Regions from separate parts of the Homo sapiens genome. Here region 1 is linked to region 2. Evidence: chromatin loops called from intact Hi-C (ENCODE). Cell type or tissue: heart right ventricle. All regions are shown on one strand. Each heading gives the region's core, and the rest is flanking DNA. Links, peaks and the distances in the headings are about the cores only. Region 1 has its middle 37 kb from the start of PSMB1. Region 2 has its middle 32 kb from the start of LINC00242.

Region 1 (10,132 bases), core at 4,806-7,305, 690 kb after region 2:
AAGCCTTTGATCCATCTTAATCAGCAGCCATAAAAAAGAATGAAATCACATCCTTTGCAACAACATGGATGCAGCTGGAGGCCACTATGCTAAGTGAACTAACTCAGAAAGAGAAAATCAAACACTGCTTGTTCTTGATTATAAATGGGAGCTAACAACAATGGGTACACATGGACATAGAGATGGAAATAATAGACACTGGGAGCTCCAAAAGTTGGGAGGTTGGGAGGGGAGTGAGTGTTGAAAAATTAGCTGTCAGTTACAATGTTCACTATTTGGGTAATGGGCACACTACAAGCCCTGTGCCCGCCAGCATGCAGTATACCCATGTGACAAACATGCACATGTTCCTCAATCTAAAATAAAACCAATGCAAATGCACGCCGACATGTGATTGACTAACTTATTCTACTAGACTGTGGGCTATATCACTTGAGGTCTGTCATTTGTACTGTGGGGTTTACATCAATGATAGAATCTTTAACTTTCTAGTTCAACACTTTTACCAAAGCAACATACTTTCACAAGTTTGACAGTCTCAAATTATTGCCAAAATTTTGCCACCCAGACTCGGATTTCAGAATATGTCTGAATTCATACATTCATTACCAAAATTGTAGATATATATTAACATCATGGGAAACTGAGAAAAATTATAGCTCAGTCATTTCCTCTTGAAACTAAGCTTTACAAAAAGAGAAAAATTTGAGTTCAAATCTAATCTAAAATTTGAATTCAAATGGCAGCTGGCAAAAATCGAGTTTTCTTAGCTCTAAGAATCTCTTCTTATACTACGACTACAATGCTTGAAATGTGCAACCTCTTTGAGCTGGGGCAGTCTGGCTATGGAGACAGGGCAGTCTCCACTCTACCTGTCCCGAACACTGGATCATGTGCGGCCTCATCACCTGCATTCTGATGGCCAGTGAGCATCACTCTCATTTTCCTGCAGGTGCGGTGGGGGTTGTGGGTACTTCGCATCCTCAGTAAGAGAAGACCATGTATGAACTATGAAGCCAATGATCATTGAGACCTCCAATACCTTTCATTCTAAAAAGTCCTTAAGAAGGTGGGATCAGTTAGGCAAGAAAATACCGCCACAACACAAAAGTTTAGACGTGTGAAACAGTGAAGGAACTTGAGTGTTAGAGTTACAAATAGTTTGTTAAGAATATTTATTGAATGCCTATTATACACTTGATACTATGTAGATGCTGGGAATACACTGATATATGGAACACATAGTTTCTTCCCACATGGAATTTATCATCTATTGTCCGAGAGAGATCAAGGAAATTAAAAACTAATAAAAATGCAAATGGAGTAATGTTATAAAGGAGACAAACAGGCTAGGCCACAGTGAACAATGGAGTATGGAACCTATTTCTTCTTAAAAGGAGGACTAGGAAGGTTGCTCTTTGGAGGCGCAACAAGTACTGACAGGTGAGAATGAGGAGCCATGCATGAATGAGCATGCAAGGTTGACACACCAAACTGGCCAAAGCCACTGAGAGAAAATAACTCTATAGGTTCAAGGGAAAAAATGAGGTCAGGGGAGCTGGAGGACGGTGGTCAGTGGGAGAGGGGCATGAAATGAGGGAGGAGAGGCGGCTGAGGGGGAAACACACACAGAGACCACACATGCATTAACTACCTGCAGGAGGGACACACACACACACGCAAAAACCACATATGGATGATTCACCTGGAGGGGATGCACACACAGAGACCACATGTGGATGAGCCATGTGGAGGGTACACACACACACAGGGGCCGCACATGGACAACCCATGTGGATGAGCAACACAACACAATGGAGAAATTGGTATGATTCCATATGCTTTAAGAAGGTCATTCTGGCTGTTTGGTGAGATTGGTGGGGGAATAGCTAGATAAATTAGTGCAGTGGCTATCCGAATGGCCCAGACCTGTGCAGATGATAAGTTAAATGATGGTTACTGAAGACGACAAGATGTGGTTGAGTCTGAGATATGTATGGTAGGTAGAACTGACAAGATCTGTACTGGACTAGATGTAAGGAATGAAAGGAAAGCCATTCAGGTCTATAGTGTGAGCAACTGATGAAAGGGCACATGAAGAAGACTCCTGGATGAACAGATTGTAGGAAAAGCTGGATACCAACATTCACTTTGGGACATGTTTCTATTGGAGAATCTCAGTAGTGATGTTATAGTCATTGAATATTTTAGTCTAGGATTCAAAGGATAGGTTTAGTCCAGAAATATAAATTTAGGACTGATCAGCATATAGATGACATTTAGTATCATGGGGCTGGTTGAAAAGCTAGGGAGAGAGTGGAAGGAGACTGAGCCTTGAGAAATGGCCACAACTAGAAGTTGGCTAGAGAAAAAGAAAGTGTACAGAAAACTGAGTAGCAGCTAATGAAACGGGAGAAAACTTCAGAGAATGTGGCATCACCAAAGCTAAGAGAATAGACTGTTTCAATCAAGAGAATTATCATGCTATTTGGCCACAAGGAGATCACTTGTACCTTGACAAGATCATTTTAGTGTAGTGGGGACAAAAGCCAGATCAGAAAGCAGGAAAGGATGGAAAGAAGTGGGATCAGCATTTATAGACAACATTTATGAGAGGTTTGACTATGAAAAGAATTAGCTAGAGGGTACAATAGCTAGAGGGTAATTAGGGAACAAGGGAGGCTCTCTTATTTCTTTATAATGGGAGGTAATAAAGCATATTAGTTACTGGTGAGGATGATTAAATACTAATGAAAGATCAATAGCACACAACAGAAAGGAAAAGAAAGAAGTTCTAGACAATGACCCCATGAGAGGGAATGGGATCAAAATCTCCTGTGAAGGGTTTGATTTTTGTTAGTAGGGGAGACCTTCTCCAGTTTTATCTGGATGGAATAAAGAGCAAAAGGTGCAGGTAGAATTACAGATTTGGGAGTGAGAATACGAAGGAGGTCTATTATGATATTATAACTTGTTTCAGTAGAGTATCAAGCTATATGGACAGTACTTAAGTGAAAGATGAAGCTGAAAAGATAGGCAGGGGTTATATCATACAGGGCCTTACCTGCCATGGTAAGGAGTGTTTTAGGTGCTAGGAAGCTTTTTAAAAACCAATGAAGGTATAATAATAAGAAAACAAATGACCCATTATAAAAATGATTTAAAACATAATTAGTCATTAGGGAAATACAAATTGAAACCACAATGTAATATTACTGTACACCTAGCAAAATGGCTTTAATAAAACTCTGACAATGTCACATGTTGATGGGAGAGTGAAACAACAAGGACTGCTAACACTGGCAGATATATTAATTATTATATGACAACGATTTTAGACCAACCATCATAAAAACACTTCAGGCTGGGCATGGTGGCTCACAGCTGTAATCCCAGTACTTTGGGAGGCCAAGGCGGGCAGATCACTTGAGGTCAGGAGTTCAAGACCAGCCTGGCCAACATGGTGAAACCCCATCTCTACTAAAAATACAAAAATTAGCCAGGCATAGTGGCACGTGCTACTCAGGAGGCTGAGACGAGAATCACTTGAACCCAGGAGGTGGAGATTGCAGTGAGCCGAGATCACGACACTGCACTCCAGCCTGGGTGACTGGGCAAGACTCTGTCTCAAAAAAATAAATACATAAAATAAAATAAAAATAAATAAAAAAACTTCAACAAGCAATACAAAAACACTTGAAATATATTAGAAAAATAGAAAGTTCCAGCAAATAATTAGAGGATATTAAGAATAACTGAATGGAAATTTTAGAACTGAGACATGCAATAACAACAAAGGTTTTTAAAACTCAGTAGATGGACTCAACAGCAGAATGGAGGGGACAGAGGAAAGAATTGGTGAACAGGGAATTAAAACAGGGAAATAAAATAAAATAAAAAAAGAAATTACCTAATCTGAACTGCAGAAAGAAATAAACAGAGCCTTGGAGACCTACAGGATCACAATCAAAGGTCTAACATTTATGTTATTGGAGTCCCAGAGAGAGGAGAAAGAGGGCATGACTTAAAAAGTAGTCAAACAAATAGTGGATGAATATTTTCTAAATCTGGCAAAAGACATAAATCTACAGATTCAAAATGTTGAGTGAACTCCAAATAGGATAAACCCAAAGAAATCCATGCCAAAGCATGCTATAACTAAACTTTTGAAAACTAAAGACAAAGAAAAAATATTGAAAGCAATGAGAGAAATAACATCTACCTATAAGGGAAAACAATTTGAATGATACGGAATTTCTCATCAGAAACCAGGGAGCCAGAAGGAAGTAACAACATTTTTCAAGTGCTCAAACAAAAGAATTGTCAACCCAGGATTATTTATTCAGAGAAAATATAAAGGTGAATGAAGGGGACTTGAAGATATTTTCAGATGAAAGAACAGTGTAAGAGAATTTGTTGCCAGCCGACCTCCTCTAAAATAATGGCTAAGGGAAGTTTTCTAAACAGATAAGAACTAATAAAAGAAAGAATCTTGGATCATGTTAACCTAAAGGAAAAAAACTGAGGCAAAATTAATATAAGTAGAGAGTTTATCTGGGCTGAAGCTGAGGACTGAAGCCCAGGAGACTCATGCAAGTTGCCTTGATCCATGCTCCAATTAACAGTAACTACAAGTGGTTTGTAAAAGCAAAAAAGAAGTGCAGTCCTTAAGTTGTTTACCAATAATTTACTTTGCTTTATTAAAATAACAAAAGTGATTGGTTGGCTATACATTTTTCTTTGTATCACAAATTCCATGAACATGAAGATTATGGATGAGAGTTACATTGTGCAACTTGTGGTAACATTTTAGGTAATTTATCAGCTAGCCTGGAAACTAGAAGAAAGGGAAAAAAAATCAAAATGCCTTTAAAAACTTGCCCCCAGGTATGGCTGCAGAGGACATGATTAGAGTCTCATGTTTATGTCTCTCTGCGTCTGATACATTTTCCATATCAGGCCAGGCATGGTGTTTCATGCCTATAATCCTAGCACTTTCGGAGGCTGAGGTGAGAGGGTCACTTGAGAATGGGAGTTCAAGACCGCCCTGGGCAACACAGTAAGATCAAGATCCTGTCTCCACGAAAGAAAGAAAAAAAGAAAAGAAGGAAAGATTGATTTAAAAATTACTTGACATGACGGTGCATGTCTGTAGTCCTGGTTACGCAGGAGGCTGGGGCAGGAGGACCACTTGAGCCCATGAGTTCAAGGCTGTAATAAGTTATGATCATGCCACTGTACTCCACTACAGTGTGGGTGACAGAGTAAGGCCCTGTCTCTCTCAAAAAAAAAATTCATATCTCACATTCCTCAGACGCTCTGAGACATGTTCTCAATCATTAGGAAAAAAGAAAGAACAAGGAAAATAGTAAAAATATAGATTAAAAAATACATTTTCCTTCTCCTCTTGAATATTCTAAATTATGTTTGATAGTTGAAGCAAAAATTATAACCCTAACTGATGTGGTTGTAAATACACATGGAGGAAATATTTCAGACAATTACATTAAACATATTATTAATATCAAATATTTATGATTATTAAATTATAAATGAGGAGGGTGAGGTGACATAAAGGAGGTCACCTTTTTTCCTACTTTTCACGGGAGCTGGTAAAATGCTAACACAGATAGACCGTGTTTTGTGTAATAAGTAGAAAAGCGATACCAAGAGATAAACTAAACAGTGCAATACATAAATCAAAGTGGAATTGTAAAACAAAAATATTCAAGAAATATATAGGAAGGTAGGGATAACAGAAAAACAAAACAGAGGGAAATAGCAGAAAATTTAAAAAAAGATGGCAACTTCAGACCTAATGTATCAACAATTTCATTAAATGTAAGTGCTCTAAATAAACCAGTTAAAAGGAAGAGATTGGCAGAGTGAATTAAAGCATGACCCAAATATACACTGTTTATAAGAAACTCACTTCAAATACAATGATACAGGGAGATTGAAAGTAAAAGGATGCTTGTGCTTGCCATTGGTGGACCTGTAGGCAGACCTGCCCAGTCCAGGCCTGCCCACTGTGGCCCCCATTCCACCCCCTAGGGCTGAGCAGGGAGCTCAGACCACTGTGCAATCCAGAATCACCCCATTGCCTGAGGCAACGGTAAGCTTCGGCCACTAAAGAAGGATCAAGTATAGACCCAGCCACGTTGGCTGCTGCTGGCTCTTACCTATAAGTGCCATCTACTGGATTGTAGGTCGAACTGCACAGCCCAATATAAAAGCTGAAAGAAGTGCACAGGGCTATAGAAATAAAGCCAAAAGACCCTACCCAGCATTCTCTACAGTTGCACCCCTAGGGAGGGGGTAAAGGGAAAAGGAAAGAAAACTAATAATACTACTATAGTAAAAGAAAGAAAAAGATAAGAATCCTGGATGAAAATATTCACAAAAATTAGAAGTGTCAACATCTCCAGATGAGAAGGAACCAGCACAAGAATTATGACACCATGAAAAATTTGAATATAGTGATTCCACCAAAGAATTGAACTAGCTTTCCAGCAATGATCTATAACCAAAATGGAAACTCAAAAATGACACATAAAGAATTCAAAGCATGGATTGCAAGGAAGCTGAATGAAATCTAAGACAAGGTTGAAAATCAACACAAAGAAACTTTCAAAGCAATCCACGAAATGAAGAAAGAGACAAACATCTTCCAAAGGGGGAAATCAATTAGACCTTCTGGAATTGAAAACTCACTTAAGAAATTTTAAAAATACAATTGAAAGTTTTATCAATAGACTGGACCAAGCAGAAGAAAGAATTGCAGAGCTTGAAGACCAGTCTTTTGAACTAACCCAGTCATACGAAAATAAAGAAAAGAGAATTTTTAAAGATGAACAACATCTTCAAGAACTAAGAGATTATGCAAATAGACCAAACTTATAAACTATTGGCATTCCTGAGAGAGGATAAAAAGTAAATAATCTGGAAAACATATTTGAGGGAATCATTCAAGAAAATTTCCGTATTCTTGCTGGAGAAGTAGACATGCAGATACAAGAAATCCAGAGAACACCTGTGAGAGACTATACAAAACAAATATCACCAAGGCATAGAGAGTCATGAGACTGTCCAAGGTCAACTCTAAAGAAAAAATCTTAAAGATAGCTACAGAAAAAAGTCAAATCACATACAATGGGAACACTATCAAGCTAACAGTGGACTTTTCGGCAGAAACCTCACAAGCCAGGAGAGATTGGGGGCCTATTTTCAGGATTCTTAAAGAAAAGAAAGTCCAACCAAGAATTTCATATCCCACCAAACTCAGCTAAAAGAAATAAAATATTTTCCCAACCAGCAAGTGCTAAGAGAATTCATTACCGCTAAACCAGACTTACAAGAGATCCTTAAAGGAGGTCTAAACATGGAAGCAATAGAATGATACTGGCTACCACAAAAGCACACTGAAGTACACAGCCTACAGATCCTACAGAGCACCCACACAATAGAAACTACAAAGCAACCAGCTAAGAACTTCACAACATGATTAAAACCTCATATATTAATATTCGTGTTGAATGTAAATGGTCTAAACACCCACTCAAAAGACACAGAGTGGAAAGTTGGATTAAAAAACAAGACCCATCTATCTGCTATCTTCAAGAGACCCATCTCACATGTAACAACACCCATAGGATCAAAGTACAGGGTTAGAGAAAAACCTACCATGCAAATGGAAAACAAAAAAGATTAGGGATCACTATTCTTATATCAGATAAAGTAGACCTTAAGCCAAACAGTAAAAAAGAACAAAGAAGGGCCATTACATAATGATAAAGAGTTCAATTCAACAGGATTCATAAAACAAGTACTTCTAGACAGCCACACAATAATAGTGGGGGACTTCAACACCCCACTATCAGCATTAGACAGATCATAGAGGCAGAAAACTAACCAAGAAATTCTGGACTTAAATACAACACCTGACCAATTGGACCTAATAGACATCTACAGAATACACCTATCAACCCACAATATACATTCTTTTCATCTTGCACACCAAACATACTGCAAGATCAACTATATTCTTGGCCATAAAGCAAGTCTCAATAAATTCAAAAAAATCAAAATTATACCAACCATACACACAGACCACAGTAGAATAAAAATAGAAGTCAATACTAAGAAGACCTCTCAAAGCCACACAATTGCATAGAAATCAAACAACTCTATCCTGAATGACTCTTGGGTAAACAATGAAATTAAGGCAAACACCAGAAAAGTCTTTGAAATAAATAAAAGCAGAGACACAACATACTAAAATCTCTGGGATGTAGCAAAAGCAGTGTTAAGACGAATATTTGCAGTGCTAAACGTCTACCTCAAAAAGTTAGAAAGATCTCAAATTAACAATTTAACATGACACCTAGAGGAACTATAAAAACAAGAACAAACTAACCCCAATGCTAGAAGAAGAAAAGAAATAACTAGAATCAGAGAAGAACAGGATGAAATTGAGACCGAAATATCCATACAAAGAGTCAACTAAACCAAAAGTTTGTTGTTTGAAAGGATAAACAAGACTGATAGACCACTAGCTAGGTTAACAAAGAAAAAAGGAGAGAAGATCCAAATAGGCACAATCAGAAATGACAAAGGTGACGTTACACAACCAATCCCACAGAAATACAAAAGATCCTCAGAGACTATTATGAATACCTCTATGCACACAAGCTAGAAAATCTAGAAAAAAAAATAGATAAATTCCTGGAAACACAAAATCTCTTAAGATCGAATCAGGGAGAAATTGAAACCCTGAACAGACCAATATTAAGTTCCAAAATTGAATCCATAATTTTAAAACCTATCAAACAAAAAAGCCCCAGACCAGATGGATTCACAGCTGAATTCTACCAGATGTGCAAAGGAGAGCTAGTACCAATTCTACTGAAAGTGTTCCCAAAAATCTAGGAGGAGGGACTTCTCCCTAACTCATTCTACAAAGTTAGTATCACTCTGATACCAAAACCTAATAAAGACACATCAACAACAAAAAAAATAAAACTGCAGGCCAATATCCCCGATGAACATACGTGCAAAAATTCTCAACAAAATACTAGCAAACTGAATCCAACAGCACATCGAAAAGTTAACTCATCATGATTAATTAGGCTTTATTCCTGGGAGGCAAGATTGGTTCAACACACACAAATCAATAAATCTGATTCACCACATAAACAGAATTAGAAACAAAAACCATATGATCATCTCCACAGACACAGAAAAAGCTTTCAATAAAATCCAACATCCCTTCATGATAAAAACCCGCAAGAAACTAGGTATCAAAGGAACACCCTTCAAAATAACAAGAGCTGTCTATGATAAACCCACAGCTAACAACACACTGAATAGCCAAAAAACTAGAACCATTCCCCTTGAGAACTGGAACAAGATAAGGATGCTCACTCTCACCACTCCTATTCAGCATAGTACTGGAAGTGGTAGCCAAAGCTGTCAGGCAAGAGAAAAAAATAAAAGACATACAAATAGGAAAAAAAGAAGTCAAATTATCTCTCTTAGCAGATGATATGTTTCTATACCTAGAAAACCCTAAATACTCCACCAAAAGGCTCCTAGAATTGATAAACAATTTCAGTAAGGTTGTAGAATACAAAGTCAATGTATAAAAATCAGTAGCATTTTTATACACCAATAACATTCAAGCTGAGAACCAAATCAAGAACATGATCTCATTTACAACAGCCACAAAGAAAATAAAATACCTAGGAATACATCTAACTAGGAGGTGAAAGATCTCTACAAGAAGAACTACAAAACACTGCTGAAAGGAATCATAGATGATACAAACAAATGGAAAAACATTCCCTACCCATGGACTGGAAGAATCAGTATCATTAATCTGGCCATACTGCCCAAAGTAATCTACAGATTCAATGCTATTCCTATCAAACTACCAATGTCATTTTTCAAATAACTAGAAAAAACTACTGTAAGATTCATATGGAACAAAAAAAAATCCAAATAGCCAAAGCAATATTAAGCAAGAAGAACACAGCCAGAGGCATCACATTATCCGACTTCAAACTATACTATAATACTACAGTAGCCAAAATAACTTGGCACTGGTACAAAAACAGACACATAGACTAATGGA
Region 2 (10,132 bases), core at 4,823-7,322:
GGGAGGCCACCTGCAAACCATCGGGTCCGGACACCCACAGGGTCCTGACACCCACAGGGTCCTGACACCCACAGGGAAGGCTGCATCCCCAGCCAAGAGGGGATGCGTTCTGAGCTGAGTCCTCCCTCCCACGTGAGGGGTGTTTTCTCTGAGATCTTTAGTTTTCTGCACCAGGGATCTGTGTGCTGTATGTGAAACCTGCCTCAGCATAGCCCATCCTCCCAGCACCTCCTACCCCACCTGCTGACCAGGGTCGCCTGCCCCTCCTTGCCCTGAACCAGAATTATTTCTCTGGTTCCTTCCATTGGGGTAGACGATGTCAGAGGGAAGACCTGGGGCTCAAGGGCTGCTGTTCAGATTCTTTTGTTCCATGGGGTGCTCCCTTGACATGGCGTCCCCCACTTCAAGCACTGCAGACAGCTGTGAAAGGGAAGAGAGGAGAGACCAAAAGCCCAGCTTATCTCCCTGCACTCAGAATGTCCCAGGGTCTCTCTTGTGGGTTCAGACAGGAGCCCTGGAGCAGACTCTGGGAGCCCCCATGGGGAAGCCGGGGGCCGACCCTCTCGAGGAGCTGCCTTCATCATCCCTCAGGTTTGGTGATTACCAGATGTAATCAGATGGAGTCACTCTGATAGAGCGGATCCTTGTTTTCAATGCTCGTGGGCAGCCTGTGTCCACCTGTGTCAGATGGAAGGGGCTGAGGGGGTACGAGGGACGGTGTCTGCTCCCCCACCATGGTCCTGACAAGCCACACAGGGGGCTGAGGCGGAAACTGCTGAATTCACGAAACTTTCAAAATCCAGTCTCACTCCCTTGGCTCCAGTTCATGAGAGAAAATATCTACAAACCATCCATCCAACCAGGGACAGTTATCCAGAATTTACAAGAAACTCAAACAACTCAATGGCAAAAAACAAGTAATCAGATTTAAAAATGGGCAAACAATCTGAATAGACATTTCTCAGAAGACATATGAATGGGCAACAGGCCTGAAAAAATGCTCAACACTAATCATCAGGGAAATGCAAATCAAAATCACAATGAGATACCAACACCCGCCCCCCGCCACCACCACCGACCAGGAGGATGGTTGTTATCAAAAAGACAAAGAGTAACAAATGCTGGTGAGGAAGTGGAGAAAAGGGAACTCTTACACACTGTTGGGGGGAATGTAGATTAGTACAGCCTCTATGGAGAACAATGTGGAGATTTTTCAAAAAACTAAAAATAGAGTTACCATATGATCCAGCAATCCCACTGCTGGGATTTATCCAAAAAAAAAAAAAGGAGGAAATCAGTACACTAAGGAGACACTTTATCTCCATGTTTATTGCAGCATGATTCACAATAGCCAAGATATGGAATCAACCCAGGTGTCCATCCACAGACTATTGGATAAAGAAAATGTGGTACAGATAGAAATTAGAATACTACTCAGCCATGAAAAATGTTCAAATCCTGTCATTCATGGCAGCATACATGGAACTGGGGGACATTATGTTAAATGAAATATGCCAAGAACAGAAAGACAAATATTGCATGTTTCATTCATATGTGGAAACTAAAAGAAAGTTGATCTCATAGAAGCAGAGTAAAATGGTGGCTACCAGGCTTGGGAAGGGTTGGGGAGAGTGAGAGGGTGGTTAGCTGATACAAAATCACAGCTAGATAGGAAGAATAATTTTTAGCATCCATAGCACTGCAGGGGTCTACAGTTAACAATACTTTGAAGCAACCAGAAGAAAGGATTTTGAATGTTCTCAACATGAACTCATCAATGCTTGAGGTGGTGGGTATGCTAATTACCCTGATTTCATCACAATACACTCTAAGTGTCAGAACATCACAATTACTGTGTGCCATTTAAATAAAAAGAGCCACAGTGCTGGACACTAGGGGAGGAGTGATGTCCCAGTGTGAGATGGGAATGAAGCATGGAAGTAGGAAAACAGAATGGGCCACTCTAAACAGTGTCGACGCCAGGGCGCTTTCCACACCGGCAAAGAGCTGGGGAAGGGAGGTGGCAATGGGAAGGGCCCCAGACTACACGCCTGGGAGGGGTGGACACCAAGGCTGGCCTGCTCTTCCTGATCACTGCGCTGCAGCCTCCAGTGTCTTTCCTGAGGCGAAGAGAGGGTGGGAGGGGGCTCTCAGATTCAGATGGGGAGGATTTGGAGCAAGCAGCGAGGGACTGCGGGCCCAATACAGACGCAGCTCAGCCCCCGGCCCGCCCACTCCCCATCTGCAGCGTCCCTGCTGGTCCTTAGCAGCCTTCAGTCTCTGCTTACTCTGATTCCTCCTCCTGTCTCTCCCTCCATCCTTCTCTTTATTCTCTCCTCCACTGCCTGCTCTCTTCTTTAGCTTTGGGAGATGTTTTTAAAACTCACCCTGATCCTTATATTGAAGCCCAGGGATTTTTAGTCCTGGCTGCTCATTGGAATCCCCCAGAAAGTTCTATGACCCCCTAAATCCAGACCCCACTTTCAGAAACTGATTTAATTGATCTGATCCCAGCTAAGACCCTGACGCAGGTACTTTTTGTTTTGATTCACCAGTGACCCTAATTTGAAGCCAGTGTTACGAATCACTGATGGAGTGAGACATTTGGGGTCTGTTCTTGGGACCGTGGGTGAGTTTGCTTCAAAAGTGCATTAGCTGTTCCCGCATAGGAGGGTTCTGAAGAAGGCCTCATGGTGTCTCCCTGCCTGGAGCGCCAGAACTCAGCCCGGTTCCCAGCTAAGAAGTAGGAGCTCCATGCACCTCCTTTCCTGCCTGGGCCTCTGTGGGGGATTCTTCTGAGCCCCCTCGTCGCTGGCCTGGATTTGCCTTGGATTCTCCGGGGGCGGGTCTGCCTCCTCCCTGCCTGTGTCTTTGGGCGGTGTGACTTCCAGGGCTGTGTGACCTTCTGGGCCTTGCTCCCAGATGGACGATGTTTCCTCGGACACCTCAGCCTCAAGGAAGGGCTGTGCCTCACCAGTCTCCTGCCATTACCCCGTTCCTCTCTGCTCTCATATTCCACACAAGCCAATCCCACATCTGGGATGCCAGGCGGGGATGTGAGTAGATGGCAGGTACAGCGGGCAGCGGGCCAGCACATCTGGGTTCCAACATGAAAACAACTCCCTTTTAACATAAACTTTTTTTAAAGGCCCCAAACACATCTGCAGTCCAGTTAAGGGTTGCTGGCCACAAGTATGCAGCTTGCCTTACCCCTTCCCTCCCTTAGCCTTATGAGTTCAACCCATTTATCCAGCACCGACTGTAAACCAGGCATGTTGTGGGCTCTGGGGGTAAAGCTGGGACTCAGCAAAGGCTCTGCTCTCCTGGACCCTACAGAGGACAAACAAACAGCAACAGGAACGCACGTCAATGTTGTGCACAGGGAGGGTGCTCACCCTGATGGGGGCGACACAGGGAGGGTGCTCACCCTGATGGGGGCGACACAGGGAGGGTGCTCACCCTGGTGGGGGCGACACAGGGAGGGTGCTCACCCTGGTGGGGGCGACACAGGGAGGGTGCTCACCCTGGTGGGGGCGACACAGGGAGGGTGCTCACCCTGGTGGGGGCGACACAGGGAGGGTGCTCACCCTGGTGGGGGCGACACAGGGAGGGTGCTCACCCTGGTGGGGGCGACACAGGGAGGGTGCTCACCCTGGTGGGGGCGACACAGGGAGGGTGCTCACCCTGGTGGGGGCGACACAGGGAGGGTGCTCACCCTGGTGGGGGCGACACAGGGAGGGTGCTCACCCTGGTGGGGGCGACACAGGGAGGGTGCTCACCCTGGTGGGGGCGACACAGGGAGGGTGCTCACCCTGGTGGGGGCGACACAGGGAGGGTGCTCACCCTGGTGGGGGCGACACAGGGAGGGTGCTCACCCTGATGGGGGTGAGGGTGGGGCTTAGGGGAAGGCACCTCTGAGCTGTCTTTGGGTTGAAATTGAAATTAAAGGAGGGAGGAAATGGGGGAATAAAAAGTGCAAAGGCCCTGGGGCCACCTGAGCGCCCCTTGGAGAATTGTGGCCAGGCCCTAGCCAAGGAGCCCTGAGCCCAGGTGAGGTCTCAGACTTCAGGGTGGCAAGGAGACCTGGGGGCTACCCCTGCAGACCACACATGCCTGGAAAAGCTTTTGGAGTTTATTTCTGGGGCAAAGTGAAGCCAGTGAAGGGCCCGGGTAGAGGAACAAACCCCTGACTGTGTTTTAAAGGCTCACAGCCAAAGACCACAGGGACAGACCAGCCTGGTGGTCCAGGCAGGGCCGAGGTGGCTTGGGCTGGAACAGCTGCGTGGGGGAAAGGATGGCACAGAGGGTACTTGGAGGTGGGGGATGAGGAGAACCAAGGGACAGAGGATGACTCCGTGTTCGGGCCTGAAACATTGGGTAGACTGACAGTGAGGCCATTTGCTTGGCAAAACAAGGGGGCAGTGGGGTACGGACAGGAGGGCGTTGGCTGCTTTCAGCTGAGTGTCTTGTCATGTCCCATGCAGGTGCAGGAAGCACAGGGGAGGGGCCAGGGCCAAGCAAGGGCTGGTGAGTGAGCCTCAGCTGCAGGGCTGGACAGAGTCATCTGGGGGAGAGGTGGGGCAGGAGGATGCCTGGAAGCCAAGAGGAGACACTGTTCCAGAGGTGAATGCTCCATCACCACTGAGGCCAGCAGAGAAGTGAGCATGGGGGTCCTGGCCTGCTGGCTTGGACTTCCTAACTGTGGGGTACTGCCCACAGGGCCAGAGGGAAACACTTAGGGGCCCTAACCACACACAAGACCTTACAATTCTCTCCCACATGTAACTCAAATATGTATATCTGTATTTTGCAACAAGACAAATTTTAAACTATGGTTTAAAAAAAATCCCCCTGAATTTGCTGATTGCAAACTTCTTGGCAAATCTGTCCAGGCTGAACTTTTCTCCATCTTCCTCTGCTGCTGCTGTTTTGCCTGCTTTTCAAGTGCTTAGGACACTTACTTGGCCATTAGTCAGATTAGACTGGCTGCTTCTAAATTAGTCCCTTGGCCAGGATCACCTCTCTCTATAATAGAGAAATTGTTTCAGGTGCCTTCGATGGCATCCTCAGCCCAGAGCATTAAGTCCTGGTGGCATCACAGGCCTTGGCCACCCACCTAGGTCACAGCTCCCTTGACTGATCCTTCTCCACCCCCTAGGCACCTGGACTCAGGCCCCCAGAGGGCCACTCACCATCACCTGGCTATGCCTGGCATTTTCCACATCCCTGCTCCAGTGTCTGGGTGTCTGGGCAGACTTCCTGGTTCACAGATGGAGCCTTCTGGCTGTGCCCCCACGGGGCGGAAGGAACAAGGCAGCTCCCTGGGGCCTCTTTTGTAGGGGCACTAATCCCACCATGAGGCTCCACCCTCCGAACCTCATCACCTCCCAAAGGCCCCACCTCCTAACACTGTCACCTTGTGGGTGAGGTTTCAGCCTAGGAATTTGGGACGCTTGCGCATTCTGCCTGGAGCATTAACCACGTATCTTCCCTGTGTTTGCCAAGGATGTGTCCGGAGACTTTAGTCAGTCCTAAAATTCTCCCTCCCGCTAGTGAGTGACCTGAGCAGTGCATCCTGCAGCAGCCCAGCCCTCAGGTGTTCATCCTCCAGCAGCGCAGCCCTGCCCACCCTCGGGAGGAGGAGGGGCCCGGCGCTGACACCTGCGGCCTTCTCAGTGCCACAGCCGGGCTCTGCATCCCTGCAATGCTCCACAGCTGCAAGGCTGCTCACTCACTTTGCACAGTGGCTCCCAAACCCCATTTGCAATTTTCCCTCCGAGACCCTCACAGCAGCTGGGGCCTCCTCTTCAGGCCATGTGTCCCTTCTTCAAGAGTCAAAATGAGAACAAGTCCGTCTCTTCCTTTTCTTCCTCCAAGCTTGGGGAGGCAGCAGCTTCCTCTCTGGCCCCCAGTTAAGGACCTTCTACCTACGGATTCCCTACATCAAGTCCCTCATGGGAATTATCTGTTCTGGTAGCTTCCGTGGCTTCTTTCTCTTCCCAGACCCTGACAGATGACCACGCGTGGCTTGCTGAAGCCATAGCTGTATGAGGACACTGGCAGAAACGGCTGCTGTTCTTCTTGCTTCCCAAAGGGCAGAGATACCTCGAGTCACAGAAGGATGAGGAAGCGTCTTCTCACACCCCTGACTTCATCTGCTGGGAGCTGGTGGCTGAGGGCGGCTGGTTTGCTCTAACCCTTCAACACCGATGAGTGGAAAGGGCCAAGGAAGCAACCCCCGCAAACTGCCTGGTTGCCAAGAGGTCTCCCAGGTAGGGGACAGACTCGGGTCCTGCCGGCAGCTGCGCAGGGAGGGTCTCCATGACGCAATATCTCCACACCACGGCAGGGGGCGCTGTTCACGTGCGCGAGAACGCTCCTTAGTGACCAGAGCCTTTGCTCCAGGGACAGGAGCTGCCTCAGAGCACAATTTGCTGCTTTGAAAAGGGATTTAGAACAGGAATTCCCTCAGACTTGGTAACAGTAGATGCCGTGTGAGCGGAAGAGCATCTTCAGGGAAAACGTGTGAGAAATGGGGGAGAGGAAACCTGACTCCAAATAAACCAAGAACACGGCAGAAATTAAGGAGCTCGCAAAAGCTGTGAGAGGGCAGCGAGTTGCCAGTTCATATAAATGAAGAGATCAGCAGAGTCCACCGCCGACTGGTTGCGAAGAAGTCTAAAAACAGACCCAAGGATTCGGAAATTCGGGGCCGTCGTAGAGCCACTCATTTCAGTAGAACAGTAAGTGCAGAAACCAGATTTATACACACAGGTATATACATGGATACACACATCTATACACACACTAGTTTTCTATTTGTGTTTTAAAATTTAACTTTTTATTTTGATGTTTAAAGAGTACATACAAATGTAGAAAGGACTGTGTAATGAACTCCCATGTACCAAGTACCACCTGATTAATAATTAAGTGGCTTATGACTAATAATTATTGACTCACGACTCAACTTGTTTAATCAGTTTCTGCCTGTCCCCACTCTCTATCTCTCTTTCTCTTTGGATTGGAGTATTTTCTGGCCATCCCAAAAGATATAATTTTATGTAACTACTGTGTCTCTAATGGATAAGGGCTTTTTAAGAGCAGCAGAGGGAGAGAATTGGGACAGAACCCAGAGCCACAGGGAGAGCTGTGTCCTTGAGCAGCACAGATCCGAGGCAGCGCCTCTGGTTGCCCAGCTAGTTTAGAAGCATGATCAAACATGTGACATGAGAAGCAATATTTACCCTTCTAAAATGTGGCTTCAAGGATAGATTGGTTTAAGCCAAGCCTCCTTTACTTTTCCAAATAAGAACAGACACACACTGATAGGAAATGAAACAGGAAATGGCCCCCCTGGCTAATGTGTGGGTAGGGTGAGATGATTCCTTTAACTTGCTCAGCATGAGTGCCTTCTCAGGATGTGACAGGAGTTCATGTCGGGATTTAAGAACATGGACTTCTTGGATCTGTTGGTTGTATGTTCTTGGGAAAGTTACTTATGCCTCAATTTCACCTGCAAATTGGGGTTAATAATGTTTAAGGTCACAAGGTTGTTCCAAGGATAACACGAGAGGGTGCATGTAAAGAGGTGGGTGTAGCACCTGCCGTGTAAGAACTGCTCAGCCTACATTAGCTGTAATGACGATTGGTGAAGACACCCGCTTGTTAACTGTTGTGTTCTGTGAGCCCCCCAGAAGCACCTTGTCCGTAATTATCACACAGAAGGCCTTTTCCTCCACTTTCACCGTACACAGAAATAATATGTAAGGCCCAGACTTAAAATGTAGGCTGTCATTTTTTTCCTACTCGAAAATAATAGAGAGAAACATTTCTTTTTTTCTTTTTATTTCTAGTGCACCTATATATGTGTAAGAATGGTTTATTACTCTCGATCTTCTAAGTTAATTTTGGGGGAAAATAGTAACTCCTTCAAGACTCTAGAGTTTCCTTTAGCCAATTAGACATTGTGATGACTCATCTGAGAGAGTATGAGTAGGCTGCTTATGAAATTTATTCTGCCACCCAAAGATGATAAACTTAAAGAAGTCCCTCACCCAGACACAGCATAATAAAACAGCTGAAAACCAAACACGAAGAAATCTTAAAGTCAGCCAGAGGAATCAGCACGTGACGCACAGGGAGCAAAAATCCAAAGGAGCGTGGATTCACCTTCAGGAGGAGCCCTGGAGTCCTCAAAGTGGCACAGCAGGCCCAGAGCATGGAGGAAAAGAGCTACGCACCTTGAACCTTATATCCAGCAAAAGTGTCTTTCAGCAATGAATGTGAAATACAGACAGTCTCAGATGAAGACAAACTAAGAATTTATTTCCAATTTACCTGTGATAAAAGAAGCGCCACAGAAACTTCAAGCAGAGAGAAACAGTAAGGATAATCTGGAACTTCAGGAATGAAGGGAAAGTGACAGAAATGATAAATGTCTGGGTGAATAAAATAGGCCTTTTTCTCGGTGTGTATGAGGAATGAAGGCAGCATCCATAACACTGGTCTTTTCAGCTAACGCAGAGGTCCACACAGAGGGGAGGGCACGGGGCCAGCGGAGGGCATGGAGGCCGCTGTGGAAGTGGCTTCTGTAGTCCACATGAAACAGCAAAATGTTATCCTCAGTAGACTGTGAAAAGTTAATTGTGTAAATTGTAATTCGTACGTGAACCACACACCCACACAGCTGTGCAAAGAGATATAAACCAGACCCCAATAGACCCTTAACATGGAATATTAAAACTATTCTAAGAATCCAAATGGAGATATAAAAGGGGAAATTGATTAAAAAAATGTAAGACACAATCAGAAAACAAATCATGAAATGACATACTTAAATCCAAACACCCCAGTAACTAAATTAAATATAAGTAGCTTAAGCATATCAATCAAAAACCAGATGATCAGATTGGATATTTTAAAAAGACCAAACTGTGCTGTCTCCAGGAAGCCTACTTTAAATATAATGATGTAGGGGGATGAAAAGATGCACCACATAAACATTAATGATAATAAAAAAGCTTCGGTGGCTGCAGAGACGAGATAGACATCAGAGCCAGGAAGATTGTGGTTGATGAGGAAGGGCACTGCATGATGGTGAGAGGTCAGGTCCACAAGCAGACGTTGCCGTCCTGAGTATGCACGTGACAGAAGAACTTCAAAATATACGAAACATAAACTGGTGGGACCGAGAGGAGAAATGATGGATTAATAACTGTAGTTGGTAGTTGGAGTCTTCAACACTCCTTTATCAGTCATGGTTAGAATAGAACAGAAAATCTTCTAGAAGGAGGATAAAGAACTGAACAGCATCACCAACCACCTGGACTCACTTGACATGTGCAGAACACGCTGCCGAGCAATAGCAGCACACACGTTCTCAGGGGCACGTGAAATGTTCACTAGGGTAAATCATGCCATGGGTCATTGAAAGCTCTAACAATTTTATAAGATCTGAAATCATGCAAAGCATGCTTTTGACCACAATAAAGCTAAGCTAGAAATTAATAACAAAAAGATATTGGGGAAACTTCCAGCTACTTGAAGGCTAAATGACACACTTAGATAATGCATAGGTCAATTTTACATTTCAAAGAAATTAGAAAAAAATTTGAACTGTATGAAAATTGGAAACAGAAAAACAAGAAAGAAAATCAATGAATTCAAAACAGTTCTTAAAAATATCAACAAACTGGTAAATGACAGAGAGAAAAGAGAGAAAACAAATGATCAATATTAAGACTGAAAGAGATGATAGCATTATAGACACAACCGACATAAAAATGACAGTAATGGACCACTATGAACAACTCTACGCACCTAAATTTGAGAAGTTAAATGAAACGGCCAAGTTCCTTAAAAGCCACACACTATTAAAACACACTTAACAAGAAATAGATAAACTAAATAGTTCTGTATCAAAGAAATTGATTTTTTAGTTAAAAATCTTCCAAAAATAAAACTCCAGGTCCAGATGATCTCACTGGAAAATTCTACTAAACATTCAAAGAAGAAATATCAGAAACTGTATACAGTCTTTCAGAAAATAGAAGAGGAAGGAGCACTAACTTATTTTATGAAACCAGTATTATCTTGATGCCCAAACCAGGGAAAGAAGAGAAACTATGGACCA

The links. A loop is a pair of places that touch in the nucleus more often than their neighbours do. Peaks named below come from ENCODE experiments on the same cell type or tissue, not always from the same donor. Only the 100,000 strongest peaks of a DNase experiment are listed, where the experiment ranks them.
Region 1: it touches region 2 in a loop (8-fold over the local background); 75 of 110 quality-filtered maps call a loop at or near these places.

The regions. Positions count from the first base shown.
Region 1 is chr6:170,511,021-170,521,152 of GRCh38, forward strand. No RefSeq gene overlaps it. Among named protein-coding and RNA genes, the nearest start is that of PSMB1, 37 kb to the right of the region's middle. In heart right ventricle, for the core only: a CTCF peak has its summit at 6,208 (motif pointing left); no DNase peak of the experiment used is centred there.
Region 2 is chr6:169,825,475-169,835,606 of GRCh38, forward strand. No RefSeq gene overlaps it. Among named protein-coding and RNA genes, the nearest start is that of LINC00242, 32 kb to the left of the region's middle. RefSeq lists an enhancer at 1,490-2,165. In heart right ventricle, for the core only: a CTCF peak has its summit at 6,352 (motif pointing right); a DNase peak (open chromatin) is centred at 6,347; H3K27me3 peaks cover 792 bases.